Linked DNA regions of Homo sapiens: all the other regions are linked to region 2. Evidence: chromatin contacts called from ENCODE Hi-C or POLR2A ChIA-PET data. All regions are on one chromosome and are shown on one strand. The core of a region is the stretch at or near the end of the contact, and the rest is flanking DNA. Distances in the headings are between cores, read along the strand shown.

The links. A loop is a pair of places that touch in the nucleus more often than their neighbours do. ChIA-PET counts read pairs that join two places held with the same protein, here RNA polymerase II (POLR2A). Pooled maps may share reads with other maps.
Region 1: a loop to region 2 is called in a map of natural killer cell, with 4 times the contacts of the local background. The contact joins two enhancer-like sites. A Hi-C loop is called at or near these places in 2 of 168 maps with a recorded cell type or tissue (naive thymus-derived CD4-positive, alpha-beta T cell and natural killer cell), 26 of 37 single-sample maps with no recorded cell type and 16 of 50 pooled maps. POLR2A ChIA-PET finds 5 or more read pairs at or near these places in 2 of 52 experiments (AG04449 and OCI-LY7).
Region 3: a map with no recorded cell type shows a loop between it and region 2 (7-fold over the local background). The contact joins two enhancer-like sites. A Hi-C loop is called at or near these places in 2 of 37 single-sample maps with no recorded cell type and 4 of 50 pooled maps.

The regions. Positions count from the first base shown.
Region 1 is chr4:3,046,034-3,049,242 of GRCh38, forward strand. It overlaps HTT-AS. Among named protein-coding and RNA genes, the nearest start is that of HTT, 27 kb to the right of the region's middle. RefSeq lists an enhancer at 1,677-2,036. Within about 2 kb of position 1,583, at least 14 of the 41 ENCODE cell types and tissues checked have a DNase peak (open chromatin) inside an H3K27ac peak, as active enhancers do; they include OCI-LY7 and natural killer cell, where a contact is called at or near this core.
Region 2 is chr4:3,200,726-3,204,412 of GRCh38, forward strand. HTT (huntingtin) reads left to right here. Exons shown (of 67, transcript NM_001388492.1): 42 at 3,282-3,423. Among named protein-coding and RNA genes, the nearest start is that of MSANTD1, 47 kb to the right of the region's middle. RefSeq lists a silencer at 2,332-2,431. Within about 2 kb of position 1,411, at least 15 of the 41 ENCODE cell types and tissues checked have a DNase peak (open chromatin) inside an H3K27ac peak, as active enhancers do; they include OCI-LY7 and natural killer cell, where a contact is called at or near this core.
Region 3 is chr4:3,387,770-3,391,067 of GRCh38, forward strand. All of the region lies in intron 4 of RGS12 (regulator of G protein signaling 12), which reads left to right. Among named protein-coding and RNA genes, the nearest start is that of HGFAC, 53 kb to the right of the region's middle. RefSeq lists enhancers at 191-460, 1,151-1,300. Within about 2 kb of position 1,267, at least 14 of the 41 ENCODE cell types and tissues checked have a DNase peak (open chromatin) inside an H3K27ac peak, as active enhancers do.

The DNA of each region.
Region 1 (3,209 bases), core at 333-2,832, 150 kb before region 2:
AATTTTTTTTTTAACAAAAAAGCACAATATGCACTCAAAACAGTGTTTGAACATTTTAAAGAATACATATTATATACCTCTGTTAAATGAAAAACTTCAGCCAAATTAAATTTAAATGAGTTTAATTGAGCAATGAACGATTCACGAATTGGGCAGCCCCCAGAATCACAGCAGATTCAGAGGGACTCCAGGGATACCTCGTGGTCAGAACAAATCTATAGACAAAAAAGGGAAGTGACATATAGAAATTGGAGGTGAGTACAGAAACAGCTGGGTTGGTTGCAGCTCGGCATTTGCCTTATTTGGACACAGTTTGAACTCTCAGCAGTGTACGAGTGAAGTACGGCTGCTGGGATTGGCCAAGACTCAGGTACTGCCACAGGTGCAGACTCCCAAGTGAGGATGTCAGGGTTTCAGTCTTGTCTACCAATTAAGTTAGGTTGCAGTTCGTCCACAAGGACTCAAATAGAGAAGTATGGAGTCCTTCTCAGGCCATATTTAGTTTGCTTTAACAATTCCACCCTTTTGGTCATTTTCTCAATTTTGAGAGATTGACCAAAACTTTAGTCATTGATGTCACTATCACCATCGTAAATGTACTTATTTGGTCCTGAAACCCTCTGAGAAACAGTAGAACAGTGAGTTTTGCAAAGGTAGGAACAAGGACTGAGGGTACCTCCTTATGCTGGAACGTCCTGTTTATAGGGGAATCTGTTAGGATCTATGTGTTTCCTTAAAGTCTTAGTTTGATTATGTCACATTTAGCATGAGTGACTCCATTTTTGTTTGGCTTAGTCTGTTGGGACATAGTGCATGAGCTCAGTCCAAAACAATGGCCTCCCATAATTTTATTTTAATAAATTCCCCTTTCTGTCCAGGTTCTCACTTAGGTGAGTGTGGGCGGCAAGCCACCCAGCTGCCAAGGCAAGACCCCGAGGGCACAAGCTGTTCCAGTATAATAAAAAATATATATATAGAATAAGAATAGTTATACTAGGCCGGGCGCAGTGGCTTACGCCTATAATCCCAGCACTTTGGGAGGCCGAGGTGGGCAGATCATGAGGTCAGGAGATCGAGACCATCCTGGCTAACACGGTGAAACCCCGTCTCTACTAAAAATACAAAAAATTAGCCGGGCGTGGTGGCGTGCACCTGTAGTCCCAGCTACTCGGGAGGCTGAGGCAGGAGAATGGCATGAACCCGGGAGGCGGAGCTTGCAGTGAGCCGAGATTGCGCCACTGCCCTCCAGCCTGGGTGACAGAGCGAGACTCTGTCTCAAAAAACAAAAACAAAAACAAAACAAAACAAAACAAAAAGAATAGTTATACTAGAAATAGATTATAGATATGATTAGATATGACTATTATCAATCATTAGTTTGTGGCATTACTCTATTCCAATATTATAATAATCTTTGTTCTACAATTATAACCTAGGAAAAACCAGGCCATACAGAGATAGGAGCTGAAGGGACAGGGTGAGAAGTGACCAGAAGACGAGTGTGAGCCCTCTGTCACGCTCAGACAGGGCCACTAGAGGGCTCCCTGGTCTAGTGGTAATGACAGTGCCTGGGAAGGCACCTGTTACTTAGCCGACCAGGGAAGGGAGTCTCCCTTTGGCCAGGGGAGAGGGGCGGAGGGGTTAGAGAAGACTCTGCTCCACCATCTCTTGTGGAAGGCCTGACATCAGTCAGGCCCGCCCACAGCCATCCGGAGGCCTGACCATCTCCCTGTGATGCTGTGCTTCAGCGGTCACGCTCCTGTTTCACTTTCATGTTCCGCTCTGTACACCTGGCTCCATCTTCTAGATAGCAGTAGCAGAATTAGTGAAAGTGCTAAAGTCTTTGAAATGCATAGAAGAAATAATGACGTAGGCTGTCTCCTCTCTCTCTCCGCCTCGGCTACCAAACAGGGAAGGGCACCCTGTCCGGTGGACACGTGACTTGCGTGACCTGACCTATCATTGGAGATGACTCACACTCCTTACCCTGCCCCCTTGTCTTGTATCCAATAAGTAACAGGGCAGCCAGGCATTCGGGGCCACTACCAGTCTCCGTGTCTAGGTGGTAGTGGTCCCCTGGGCCCAGCTGTCTTTTCTTCTATCTCTTTGTCTTGTGTCCTTATTTCTGTGATCTCTCATCTCCGCAGGTGAGGAGAAAAACCCACAGGCCCAGTAGGGCTGGACCCTACAGGCGAGAGTGTGACCAAAACTTAGGGCCTTAGCACCACTCTCAGTTACCATCGTTTTGGGTTTCTGGTCTCAGCACGTCATTCATAGGTTACGGTGTCCTCATGGTCACACATTTCTTTCAGCTTCTGCCATTCCAGTTGAAGAGAGACCATTTGTTGTTCTAGAGATGGCTGCATGCAGACATTTAAAACCTTTGAGAGAATGCAGCGCACCAGGGAGACTATTATTATGATTACTGGGAGGATAATACCAAGAGTTTGCAGTATGCTCCTTACCCAGGGTCCCTATACACCAAACCACCCCAAATCAAATAGATCAGACAATGAGCTAGATAAGAGGCTACTCACTCAACTAAGTGGCCTTTTCATTAATCTCCCACAACTGAATCTCTATAATACCTGATGTATTTCTCCCTAGGCCACAGGTGCCAGCAGCTGCACAGGTACTACTTTTCTGTTTAGTCAATTCTATTATTTAGCATACCTTTCACAAGGGAATTGAAAGTCTGTTGTGTAACTATAGCCTTTACAGTAGAGTCTGCTATACAGCCTATCATGAGGGATACATTTCTGGTTATGGCCTCTTTTACTCTAAACCATGGAAAAGTGATGCCCTTCTGGAAGAGTAAAGCCCTCCTGGCAATGCCCTCTTTAACCCATAGTGTGGGTTAAGAGGAGTGAACCGATATTCTGTTTCTGACTGATTACAGGCAACATATGTCTCATTAAAGTTTCTCACCTACACTGGACCTTCATCTTTTATCTATCAAAGTATAAAGTTATCCGTGTATAAGGCTGGCTGCAAAATCCTTCACAAATGAAAGTATACCCCATAAGTGCACACAACAGATCGTCTTTTCATTTCTATTATTCATAGAGGCATAAGCAAGGAACAGATACTCAAAGATAAGAGTCTCATGGCCAGGCGTGGTGGTGCATGCCTGTAATCCCAGCACTTTGGGAGGCCGAGGTGGGCGGATCACCTGAGGTTAGAAGTTCAAAACCAGCCTGGCCAACTTG
Region 2 (3,687 bases), core at 161-2,660:
GGCATTCTTAACCATCCACTCTGTGCCGTATGTAGTGGGGTCTGGTCATTCTGTTGGAGGAGACAGACCAGTGACGACATTTGAAATGCTTGGTGGATGTCTTAGGCCTGTTACGATGACTGAGCACTGTGGGGGCAGGAGACAGAAAGTCAGTGTCTCCTAGTTCTGTGCTGCTTTAACGTGCATAGAAATCAGCTGCGGATTCAGCAGATCACTCCTTTTCTGACAGATGGGCCTGCTTACTCTGATGTTATATCAGAAAGCTCTGAATCTGGGAATTGTGTCCCCTGAATTGGAGTAACAGAAATGCTTAGATGATGAGTGTTTAAAAGAAATAAACCAAAGGTAAATTTAGTTTGGAATTCAGCAAGCGTCTTCATTCAGCCCTCTGAGGGCAAACTACAGCTTTTTGTAAATGTAGGTAAATTCTGTGACTGTTTCGTGACCCCCTCTGATCCAGTTTTCCTTTATAACCTTCTGTATTGTTCCTTCTATTATCCTGAAATAACATTAATAGATTAGGCTGGGCGTGGTGGCTCATGCCTATAATCCCAGCACCTTGGGAAGCCAAGGCGGGCAGATCACCTGAGGCCAGGACTTCGAGACCAGCCTGGCCAACATGATGAAATGCTGTCTCTACTGAAAATAACAAAAATTAGCCGAGCATGGTGACAGGTGCCTGTAGTCCCTGCTACTCAGAAGGCTGAGGCGGGAGAATCGCTTGAACCTAGGAGGAAAAGGTTGCAGTGAGCTGAGATCGCGCCACTGCACTCTAGCCTGGGTGACAGAGTGAGACTCCATCTCAAAAAAAAAAAAAAAAAAAAAAAATTAATGGATCAATGGATTTTTAACCTAATAATTAAATTTCAAAAAATATCGTTCTTTAATGGTAATGTAAAGGTAAAATTAAGATAATATGTAACAAGCATGTGAGTGTCTAAGGTGTCCCCGTGGTGGAAGGAAAAAATAAATCCCCATAAGTGTCCAAGATGCCCATAGAGAGCAGAGCTGTTCTGGTTTAAACCCCTGCTCTTAGCACTGTGTTTTTCCAGCTGTGGGTGGTGGGGGATGAGTATCTTTTTATTTCCATGAGATGAGAAAAATGAATTACTAGAAGTGTGAAATACAAAACACAGCTGCTCTTTTTTTAGCCATAGACTCAGCAGCCATAAAATTGCTGTATCCAGTTGCAGAAATTCCTGCTGCTTACTCTTGACCCTCTCTCGGTTTGTGTGCATCTCCTCTCAGGCTGGCTCCCAGATGGGAGCTGGCTCCAGGCGACACTGGGTGCTCTGCTCCAGGAGGTCCTTATGTGGGTCCTGCCCTAGCCTAGCCCCTCTCTTATGGACTCTGTCACTGTGGGTTTATGATTCACTCTCAATCTGTCTTACCTCTTGGTGAACTGTTAGAGTCCTGCCTATACTTTGGCGCTTGTGGGTGTGTTGTGGTACACATGATGTGTTGGTCACTTCCCAGCTCATCTTGTTCTGAGTCACCCTAGATTTGGGACATTCATTCGCCACCAGTACCGGGCGGTGTATGGCCTGAGATTTGGGGGGGCTTGTGCTGCTACAAATTGGGGCTGAATTTGAGTTGACAGTGGACCTTCTTTATGTCTACTGCTCATATTTGAATTGCAAATACTGCCTCTTCTCTTTCAGAGGCTCATTACCCTATAGCTGTATTATTGCAAAGTGCACAATTACAGCTTGAGTGTAAGTCACACTGCGCTGGCAGGACGGCCCACTGAGAAAGGGCACGTTTCCTGTTCGTTAGTTTTCACATTGACACATAATTTACAATACAGTAAAATGTACTTTTCTATCAACTGTAGTCAGTAACAGCCCCCCTCCCCCAACCACATCAAGATATAGAGGAGTGCTGTCACTTCAAACAGTTCCCTCTTCCTCTGCCACATCCTGCCCCTCCCCAGGTCTAACCACCAATCCGTGCTCTGTCCCTCTGTTCAGCCCATTGCAGAAGGCCATAGAAATAGAATCTATAGGCTAGGTGTGGTGGCTCATGCCTGTAATCCCAGTATTTTGAGAGGCTGAAGTGGGAGGATGACTTGAGGCTGGGAGTTCAAGACTAGCCTGGGCTGCCTAGCAAGACCCCATCTCCAGAAAAAAAAAATTTAAAAATTACAATCACGTCCCTGTAGTTCAGCTGCTTGGGAGGCTGAGGCAGGAGGATCACTTGAGCTCAGGAGTTAGAGGTTACAGTGAGCTATGATCGTGCCACTGTGCTCCAGCCTAGGTGACACAGCAAGACGTTGTCTCTGGGGAAAAAAGAAAGAAACGGAACCACGCGGTGTGCAGCCTTCTGAGTCTGGCCCCTTTCGGTGAGCAGTGTCTAAAGTTCTGTCGCGTGTTGCCCACGCGTCGGTGGCTCGCTCCTTGCAACTGCTGAGCATTGTATGGCTAGGCTGTAGTTTGTTTTCACTTCACCAGTTGGGAAACAGAGAAAAGGCACTTTTTAAAAAGTTTAAATCTGTAGAATTTTGGTTTTTACCAGTTCTCTTCTAAATCCTGAGGGATTACAGGAAAAGTTGTTGTATTTCAGAATATTCTTAGCTTGATGTGACCTCTGTCCCCGTTAAGGCCCTTTGCCGCAATGGGAAGGACGTCGCTCGGTCAGACCCTGAAGGTCAGAGGGGCAGTTTGGGAGTGTGTCAACATTTTAACTGTATGGACTAGAGCCAAGAGTCTCAAGGTTTATAATTCCCACGTATTCAAAAAGAAAAAAACAATAAAGTGAGAAGTCAGTGTAGAGTGAAATAACCTGTGTTAGTGGGGAAGAAGTGTTTTTAAACAGGATTTCCATAACGTATAACATCAACATGTTTAGAGTGGTGATGTTTCATTGGGAAACGAACAGTAAAACATGAAAGCAGGGAGGTTTTCATTCTGGCAGTTGGCAACTTTCACGGCAGATGGAGAATTTCAAAAGCAATTGCTCAATTATCAAACATAGCCAGTGTGAGTTCTGAAATAAAGGTGCTGATTGAATGTGCAGCTTTATGGTGGATTTTGCTATTCAGGCAAGCATTTTAATTTTCTGCCTGTTAAATTCTGTTTTCTTTAGTTTTTCATATGTGGTTTATTGTAGCTTAGGAATAGATAACTGAGAGTATATATTACACATACAACATTCTGATATGGCAATATTTAAAACAACTTGTCTGTTTTAGAACTAGAATTAAACATAATCATCTTCAGTATTTTGCAAATAAGCTCACTGCCATCCAGAAACATTGTCAATGCATCTGTTGCTCCTTCTAGAAGACACAGTCTGTCCAGCACAAAGTTACTTAGTCCCCAGATGTCTGGAGAAGAGGAGGATTCTGACTTGGCAGCCAAACTTGGAATGTGCAATAGAGAAATAGTACGAAGAGGGGCTCTCATTCTCTTCTGTGATTATGTCGTAAGTTTGAAATGCCTGTAAACGGGGTTGAGGGAGGTGGGGACCAGGAGAACATCCTGTGTAGATGACACTTGCATGGACCCTCTGGAACCCAGACCGCCCGGTGTCCTGCCAAGCTCCATCGAAACTAAATCTAGAATGAATGTTTACTTCTGCTGTGACATATAATTGGAGACCAGGCCTGGCCTTCCAGTCACTGGATTCTAAGTTGGACTGTGAGAGTTTTTGCAGCTGACTCATTTATCAAATGCCCGGCTATTGGCT
Region 3 (3,298 bases), core at 17-2,516, 190 kb after region 2:
TCCTTTCTGGCAGAAGACATTCATTTCTTGCAGGCAATTTATACATGAAAGATTTGCCTAATATGTTTAGTTTCACCATATATAATAAGTTTTATTTGCCTCCAAAAGATTGCTTCTGTCAGCAATAGATGCAGGAACCCAGAGTTGTGTTATGTGTCCATTTTACAGTTGTTTAAAAACCTGCACCTCCCAAGGGTGGGAAGTCTCTAGCTCCTCGCCGTGCTGGCTCTGTGTGTCCCTCTGAGGAAGTGTGTCCTGGCTCCTCGCCACGCTGGCTCTGTGTGTCCCTCTGAGGAAGTGTATCCTGGCCACGCAGAGATCCCCTGGTGCTAGGGCTTTCCACCCCCTGCTCCTCCTTCTTTTCCCAGTGTCAGACCCTGGGGCCACTGGGACAGGCCCGTCCCTCCATGGAGAGCCCCAGTCACAGAGGAGGAGACGGGAGGGAGGAGGAGACGGGAGGGAGGAGGAGACGGGAGGGAGGAGGAGACGGGAGGGAGGAGACAGTCATCAGCACACCCTGAATTTCAGGAACCGCAGTGGGCGGGCTGGATGTTTATTTAGTTCCTTTTTGTGTTTTTGTTATTTTTCCATCTTCAGTTTCTTTGCTTATAAGAGTAAAAAGAGCCAGTTATCTTGTTTAATGTGCACATGAGCTCTAGATCGGTGTCACATTCTGCCGTTGTTAGATGTAGGGCACCGAGGCAGAGTGGGGAGATCCAGCAGCTCACAGTAGTCTGCAGGTGAGATGGCCAGACTCAGGCCTGCAGGGGAAAGCCCTGGCTGAGAGGCCCCTCCACCCTGGCTCCCACCCACCCCCCAGCCCTGGGCCTCCACACGCCCAGCCCCATGGTCCTGGAGAGTCCCCCGCTCCAGCCCTGGACCCTCCAGCGCCTGCAGCCCCTGCTGCCCCTTCTGGTGCCTCAGGCAGAAAGAGGCCCCCTCCCCCACACCCTGCCCTCCACGGCAGTGACAGGAGCCTGGGCGGGGTCGGGGTGGGGGGGTGGTCCCAGGGAAACTCTGGCTGTGTTTCCACACAGAGATCTTTTTATAGGCTGTGGTCAGTGGGAGACTCAGTGCACTGAGGTGGGCCTGGGAACTCCAGCACCCCAGTGTTTTTATGGGAAAAATGCTCCCCGAGTTCCAAGGAGGGACTGAGGAGTTGGCTTGGGGAGCAATCTGCTCAGCTGGGCTGTCTCTGCCTGGTCATCCTGTCTAGTTTTGGTGATTAATAGATCACTCACTTAGAAATATTTTGTGTTCAACGAGCCGTGCCAGTGAGAGAGTTCGTGTTCATGCCACGGTTTCATTCTGTGACGCGTATCGTGCTTTTATAGCTTAGGCTCTCGCTGGAGAGTTTTAGTTTTGTGGCTCGGTTTTAAGGAAGTTGGACTATGCTATTTTGGCAATCTTTGTCAAGTTGGAGTGTGTTTTTTCACTTTTTCAGAAGAAAGGGGCTGATAATGGCCACCCGTTTGTAGCCAAAGAGTGCCCTCGGGAAAAAGGGTTACAGCTGGTCTCTGGGGGGCACGGCAGGGCTGTGGGTGGGGGCAGGGAGCAGATTCCAGCTGGAGAGAAGGAAGCACATTCTAGCATTATAGAGAGGCTTAGCAGGGGAATGGTCTGCCTTGTGGGAAGTTATTCAGACAGAAGTGTGAGGTCGAGCTGGAGGGAGATGGGGCGTTGTGAAGAAATGAGAAAAGGAAGATGCCCGGTTGCTCCTGGAAAAAGGAACCTCTCACCTCTCCTGGTCTGGCTCTGCACAGAGCTGGAGCCGCGGCCGCACAGAAGCCCGTTCTTGTGGCTTCCTCCGTTGGTCAAGCTCTGTGCCAAGAGGCCTGCCAGAATCCCCTCACCCACTGCAGCCTCCACAGGTGGATGTTCCCGCTGTGACCACCTCACCTTCTGAAGTCGGGGTGTGGAGACTATCGGGGAGCTCCCAGAGCGCCCACCTCCTCCTGCGTACGGCGTCTGTGCCAGCAGGAAAGCCGGGGAACTGTGCGGCTCTGGCTTTGGGGGACGGTGGCAGGTCCACATGACACCCCACATACATGACCCCGGTGCTCCAGCTGCTTCTCAAACACTCCGTTCTCGCAGCCTCACCCTGGGGACCCCCGACACGTACTAGTCGCAGTCCTCCATCCCCATGTCCTCCTCATGCCTTGTGCCTCAGCTCTGCCCTGACCCCACTCTGTCCACTCAGCTGCCCCCCTACTCGTCCTCCATGCAGACCTCAGTCTTGGCCCTGTCTCTGCAGCCATCCTCCCGCTCCCTTCTCCTGAACGCTGGTGGTTGCCCCCACAGCAGCAGCAGTGATCTGCCCAGCCCCTGCACTGGACCCCTCCACCAGCTCAGAGCCCCTGTTCCCCCAACCATCCTGCGTCCCACCCTGGTCTCCAATGGTGCCTCAGGCACATGCGGTTTCCCTCTTCCCTTCCTGACCACCTGCCCCCATCCTGAGCGATGGCCACTGTCAATTTCCTGCCCGTGCTAGGGGCAGCTTCCATCATTTTAATTATTCATCTGTGTTGGTGCTTTTGTCCCCCCAGCTGGTGTGACCTCCACGTGGCAGGTCAGAGTTGTCCCGGCACCCGGCACAGCGGCTGGCACGAGAGCTGTCTGTTGAGTGAATGATCGGGTGTTCAGCAGACATCAGCCAGAGCGTCAGGGCGAGGCTTGGGCGGGGACAGTGGCTTTCAGTGATTTTCCTTTTAGTCGTGAAACCTTCTCAAAAAGCACACACAAGCACAGAAGCAGAAACTCCTGTGTGACTGGTGTTGCGGGGTGGACCCACTGCCGCCGCCTCCTCCTGGGCTGCTCTGCGCGCCTGCCAGGCTCTTCCAGTGCCTTCACCCAACACGCGGGCCTTTGGAGCTCAGACCTGGCCATGGCGGAAGATTCGGGCTCCACCTGCAGCTCCACAGCTGACAGGCCGATCTCTTGGGGCAAGTCACTTTCTCTCTCCTAGCCTTGTGTCTTCATCTCGCCGGTCCTTGTTAGCGAACAGGCACTGAGGCCTGGGGAGCTGTCACAAACGGCTGCCTGATGGGGGAGGGTTACCGTAATTGCCGGATTAACTTGGGGGACTTTAAACTGCATTCCTCTTTAAAATATAAAGTATAATTGTTGATATTTTTGGCAAATGCCAAAATTTGTATTCTATACAATTTTGAAAGAGAAAGGGAAAAGCTTGAGAGTAGAACCATCAGTACTTACATAGAATTAGTTGATAAATTTACATTTTCCTCATCAGAAAAACAGTGCAGCCTAATTGCACATTTTCCAAAAATGTTTGCTAAAT